Regions from separate parts of the Homo sapiens genome. Here region 1 is linked to region 2. A link is a loop called in an ENCODE intact Hi-C map of the cell type or tissue named here. Cell type or tissue: psoas muscle. All regions are shown on one strand. Links, peaks and the distances in the headings refer to the core of each region. The heading gives the core; the rest is flanking DNA. Region 1 overlaps LOC105371024 (a long non-coding RNA gene). Region 2 overlaps LOC105371024 (a long non-coding RNA gene).

The links. Peaks named below come from ENCODE experiments on the same cell type or tissue, not always from the same donor. Only the 100,000 strongest peaks of a DNase experiment are listed, where the experiment ranks them.
Region 1: it touches region 2 in a loop (3-fold over the local background); 1 of 110 quality-filtered maps calls a loop at or near these places.

The regions. Positions count from the first base shown.
Region 1 is chr15:100,763,801-100,766,610 of GRCh38, reverse strand. The region is part of intron 2 of LOC105371024 (a long non-coding RNA gene); the gene reads right to left. Among named protein-coding and RNA genes, the nearest start is that of GCAWKR, 85 kb to the left of the region's middle. RefSeq lists enhancers at 534-1,161, 1,162-1,789. In psoas muscle, for the core only: no CTCF peak of the experiment used is centred there; no DNase peak of the experiment used is centred there.
Region 2 is chr15:100,817,504-100,820,313 of GRCh38, reverse strand. It overlaps LOC105371024 (a long non-coding RNA gene), which reads right to left. Exons shown (of 5, transcript XR_932726.3): 3 at 753-900. Among named protein-coding and RNA genes, the nearest start is that of GCAWKR, 31 kb to the left of the region's middle. In psoas muscle, for the core only: no CTCF peak of the experiment used is centred there; a DNase peak (open chromatin) is centred at 1,190.

The DNA.
Region 1 (2,810 bases), core at 299-2,798, 54 kb after region 2:
TAAGTCAATCAGATTCTCTCTTGACCACCCCCCACCATCTCTGTCTCATGCTGGGTGTCCCTCGCCATCCATCTCCCTTGCCTCTCTGTTTCTGTCTGTCTCTGCACTGCCGTCTCCCCCTCCTCCCGTATCTCTCTGAGCCTGTCCCTCCACTCCCTCCTTTGCTTCCGGCCTCACGCTTTGGTCCCCACCCCCCTCCAGTGGTCTCACAGGGACAGCTGTGAAGAATTAGGAGCTGGACGGTGAGGATCAGCCCGGAGCGGCAGGGGATGATTTCTGTCTCCGTGGGAGATCGGGCAGGTTTTCTTAATTATTTCACCCAACAGCACATGTCCTGGGGCTCTCAGGGATTTTCTTGGACTTTCCCTCCTCTCAAAGTCTTGATTCTCACCTGAGTTAGACAGTTTGTCTTCATTTGTAGAGCAGCTTTCAGGCCCCCAGAAACGGTCCCAGCCCCCTACGCCCCTAAGCTTCCAGAGAGCATCTGTGGTGAGCCCGGGAGCCCCGGGAACCAGCCTCCCCTGGCCCGTATCCCCCCTCTTCCCAGAACGGGGTGCCTCTCCTCCGAGAGTCCCCTTGCCCCGTGTTGCCCCAGACCCCGATGGAGGGGCTCAGAGCCACACCTCTGCAAAGGGATGCGGGACCAGTTCTTACCCTAGGGGCCACCAATAACAGCTGCTCCCTGCCCGGCCTCAGAGGCTGCTTCCCACTGAAGCCAGCTCCCTTGGGTGTCGCTGTCACAGGGACCAGAACCGCTGCCATTCCCTTGGGCAAGCTGCCCACCGAGCTGCTGCCTTCTTCTGTGTGAAATGGGGCAACAAAGGCACCTGCCTCACGGGACGATTGCTACAGCTACCGCAACTCCCTGAGCATCTAGTACGTGCCAGCGCCATGTCACACCCTCTTGCCAATCATCCCGTTCTTCCTCTCAGTGACCGTGGCAGGAGGGATTTGTATGTCCATTTTATGGATTGAGAGACTGAGGTTTACAGATGTGAAATTATTTTGCTAGGGCCTGAGAGCTCCAGAAGGTGGTGTCGTGGAACCCCAGTGCTTATCTGGGGTGTTTTTTCATTATTCGACCACAGGAAGCCCCTGGTGCCTTCCGCTTCTCTGCCCCATCACATTCCCCACTGCTGTGGCTCTGTGCCCATACGGGCTCCCACCACACACAGGAGGAGGGAGCTGACTGCCTTGGCAGCTCTGCTTGTGGTTAAAGGAGGGGGAGCTCACATTTCAGTTCTTCCTGGCTTGGAAAAGGCCATTGGAAAAAACAGCCCTTCCACCCCCCAGCGATGTGTGTTCACAGCTCTTCAGCCCTGGCAGGCCTGAGAGCTCCCCCAAGGCAGTGGAGAGATCTGGGGCCATGGGCGGCAGCCACACCGCACAGTGCGGGAGGTACACTCTGGGTACAAGTACCTCATCCTGCAGGGTTTAGAGGGCCTGGAGGTCAGACTGGCTGAGCACAGGGCTCTGGGCGTTGGCAGTGTGTCTCACATACATTGAGGCTGATACTGTTGGTGGAACTGCAGAGCTGTAGATCCAGAGGCTGCAAAAGGGAATGAGGTTCTCTCAGCCAGCAGGCCCCTAATTACAGGCTGCAGGTGAGTGGAAGAGCTTCATGCTGTGAACAGGCTCCAGAAAGCTTCATTCTTTATACTGGCCAAGGGGAGAAGGAGGAAAAGGAGGCCGGCCCGGGGATGCTAGATTAGACAAGCCTGTGAGGTTCTAATAATATAAACACAAATCAAACCGTCTTAAGCAAAAAGAAACATTGATGAATGTAATTAAAATGTTTAAGGTGTAGCTTCAGGTATAGCTGGATCCAGATGCTCTAACAGTGTCACCAGGAAGCTGTCTGTCATCCTCTAGCTCAGCTTTCTTTGGCTTTTGGCTTCACTCTCAGGCAGCTCCTTCCAAGGAGCAGCCCTTGACCAGCTCCTGGGCTACATCAGCGGCTGCAAACAAGCCCAGAGGCTGCTGCTTACCGAGTGAACTAGGCCGCGTGTTTGTCTCCAAACTAATCACATCAGTCGGGCTGGACTGTGCTGAGTATTTCAGCCTCACTCACATCCTTCTCCTGAGTGGAGGCATCCACGCAAGGCTGCAGAACCACGCGATAGAATACAATCGTGATGGGGTTGACACCCCAAGGAAATGAGGCAGCTGATACCAGGAAAGAGGAATGAACACAGGGCTGGGTCCACCTTGCCCAGGTCACTTCGGCACCCCATCCCTCCATTTCCTCATCAGCAAGAAAAGAGGGGCCGTAAGGCCCACCTCCCCAGGTGGGCTCCACGTCTAAGCCCCCATGGCCCCATGGGTCAAGTGTGAGTTGTAAGGAACTGGGGGTGAAGGGAAGGCCCGAGCCAGGCCTCCACACCGGCCACTTCTCACTTCAAGTTCAGTGAGTGAGATGAAAAACACCACAAAATGAAGACAAAGGCTCTATTGCCTGCCCCTGGCTTCTCCTCACACTTTGTGCTGCCTGGGCCCCACTGGCCTACTGTCAGCTCCTCTTCCTGCCCAGGGGACTTCAGCCAGACTTCTTCCCCTGCCGGGAGGCCTGTTCACCCCTCTAGCACCCACTGCCTGCCTGGATGCAACCTCTTGAAGGCATATGAGAGGTGGCCTTTTCACATCTGTCCCGTTGCCGGGGAAGCCGGGATGGTCATCTGCTCCTCAGGTCCCTTGGGAGGAAGGCACGAGGGAGCTGCTGCTGACTAAAGCTGGAGGAGCCGTTCCCCCACCCCACAGGCTCCCTTGTCAGTCATTCCTCTTTGCCTGTAGCTCTTCCTCCCTTCCAGCCA
Region 2 (2,810 bases), core at 160-2,659:
ACAATTCCTTCCTCACATACATATTCTTCCACCAAATACCTTGACCCATTTGCTTTTCATTACTGTAAAAATGTAAATTCCCAGTTTATTAATTGCCTATCTGTTTCTAATATTTCAGTCTGGCGCAGTGTGGTCTGTGCTGATGTGTCAGCTGCAGGAAGCAGGCATGGTACTGGTTTTCTTAGCTTACTCTGTGTAGTTACTCAAGAAAAGGCTCACCAACAGGCACCTCTCAGATGCTTCAGGAGAGGAGGGCTGTCTTTGTGAAAGGAATAGTAAGAATGGTGAGGTGTCGTTTGTGCTCTCCCCTGTCCCTGGCTGCCTCCACTTCCCTCAGGCATCTAGGACTGAGGCAGCCTTCTCACTAGGACCTCTAAAACCCAACTGCTGTATTTTCTGATGTCAAAACTTCTCAGTCCCATCTCCCCAGGATGCTCCTCCAGGTTAGAACAGCCAATCACTTGAACCGTGCTGGCTTAATGGGTTACTCAATTCTGACTAACATTTGCATTTTAATACTTTGGTCCAAAGGGTAAATATTATAGGCATCTGGAGCACCTTTGGAAGCTGGTGAAGGAGATATACCAGAGTGTGGGTGGTTTCTAGCACCTTCATATCAGTCCATGTCGGCTGCTGCTAGAAGCTGGCACTGTGTTCAAATTATAAATCACCCAATAAACCACGACAAAGGAAAACATTGGCAAGCCACCTCCAGCTGGGTGATGAAGGCTTTATGAAGAGAAGATTCTTACCTGTGCTTAAGGAATATGGGAGCGTCTTTCAGAAAACTGGAGGGAACGCCATCCCTGGACACAACTGGATTTGTCTGCCATGTGTTGGCATGCCTGGGGGCCTTTCACCTCGGGGTTCCATGATTTGGGACAGATTTCATGGTGGGCTCTGTTGAATAGGAAATATACTGTTGGAAATAAGACAGGACAGAAGCCTTCCAGCTCCATCATTCTGAGCTTTTCCTAGGTTCACACTGGGTTTTTTGAGCTCCCAAATGCTGTATCACAGTGAACTCATATGGAAAGGCAAACCTTCTTATCCTGAACTGTATGGGTCAAATACTTCCTTCAAGGCAGACTCAAATGCTGGGAGGATCCCTCCCTCCTCTCTTCCTCTCCAATTTCGGCCTCCTGACGTCAGTGAAGCTTTTACTGGCCTAGACACTTTGGCCTTGGGCCCAGAAAGCATCATTGTGGACAGCCCAGACCTGAGGCTGATGGCCCAGATAATTGGACAATCTGGGCCCAGATACCAGTTTCCAAAACCAAAGAGATTTCTGTGTTGCGTGACCTATCATTTAAGCCAGACAGAAAAGCTTTGACATTTCTTCTCCATTCCCTCTTTTTAAACAATGTAAAATGCTGTTCCACATCTAATTGTACTGGAGAAATGTGACAACTATAATTTTAGGCCTCAAATGCCCACAAACAGTTTTGTAAATCTTACAGACTCTATTCATCAATAAATTGTGTGTGTGATTAACCATTCTAAAATGGCTTTTTTCTTTTTTCCTCATTTAAAAAAATGTATAGCCCATTGACAATAGTTTTAAAATACCGAATTTATTTTAAAGATTTGAAACATATTTGGATAGATAAATATCTATATGTCTTAATATTTTAATTTACGTATAATTAACTTTTCTCATGAACAATTCTGTGAGTTTTTACATACGCATAGATTCTTGTAACCACCACCACATATAGGATTCAAAACAAGTCCAGTATCCCAAAGGATGTGTCCTTTGGGTTTTCCCTTTGAAGTCAATCCCTCCTTCCACACTTAACCCCTGACAATCACTTAATGTGTTCTCCATCACTAAGTTTTCCTTTTCCAGAATGTCATATAAATGGAATCATGTAACAGGTAACTTTAAGCATGACTTCTAACCACAATGCCTTTGCAATTCATCCAAGTCATTGTGTGTATCAAGAGTTTGTTCTGGCCGGACATGGTGGCTCACACCTATAATACCAGCACTTTGGGAGGCTGAGGCGGGTGGATCACGTGAGGTCAGAAGTTAGAGACCAGCTGGCCAAAATGGTGAAACCCAATCTCTATAAAAAGTACAAAAATCAGCTGGGTGTAATAGCACGTGCCTGTAATCCCAGCTACTCAGGAGGCTGAGGCAGGAGAACCTATTGAATCCAAGAGGCAGAGGTTGCAGTGAGCCAAGATCACACCACTGCACTCCAGCCTGGGCAATGAAAACAAGACTCTGTCTCAAAAAAAAAAAAAAAAAAAAAAAAAGAATTAGTTCCTTTTCATTGCTGAGTAGTTTTCTGTTGTATGGATATACAAGTTTGTTTGCCTATTTACCCACTGAGACATATTGGGATCATTTCCACTTTTCTGGCAATTATAAATAATGTTGGTATAAACATTCATGAACTAATTATTGTGTGAATGTAAGTTTTCATTTCTCTATAGTAAATACCTAAGAGTGTGATTGCTGGGTCATATTGTAAGTTTATGGTTAACTTTACAACAACTGCTCAACTATTTTCCAGAGTGATTGTATCATTTTGTATTCCCATCAACAAATGTATGCATGAGAGCTCCAGTTGCTCCTCATCCTCACCAACACTTGGTATTGAGTTCTTTTTTTAAAATTTTGCCATTTTAATAGGCATGTAATGGTGTGTCATTGTAGCTTTAATATGCACTTCCTTAATAGCTAATGGTACTGAGTATCTGTTCATGAGTTTATTTGCTATCCATATATCTTTTGGTGAAGTGTCTGTTAAAATGTTTTGCTCCTTAAAAGTTTTTTTTTTTTTTAATTGAGTAGAGTACAT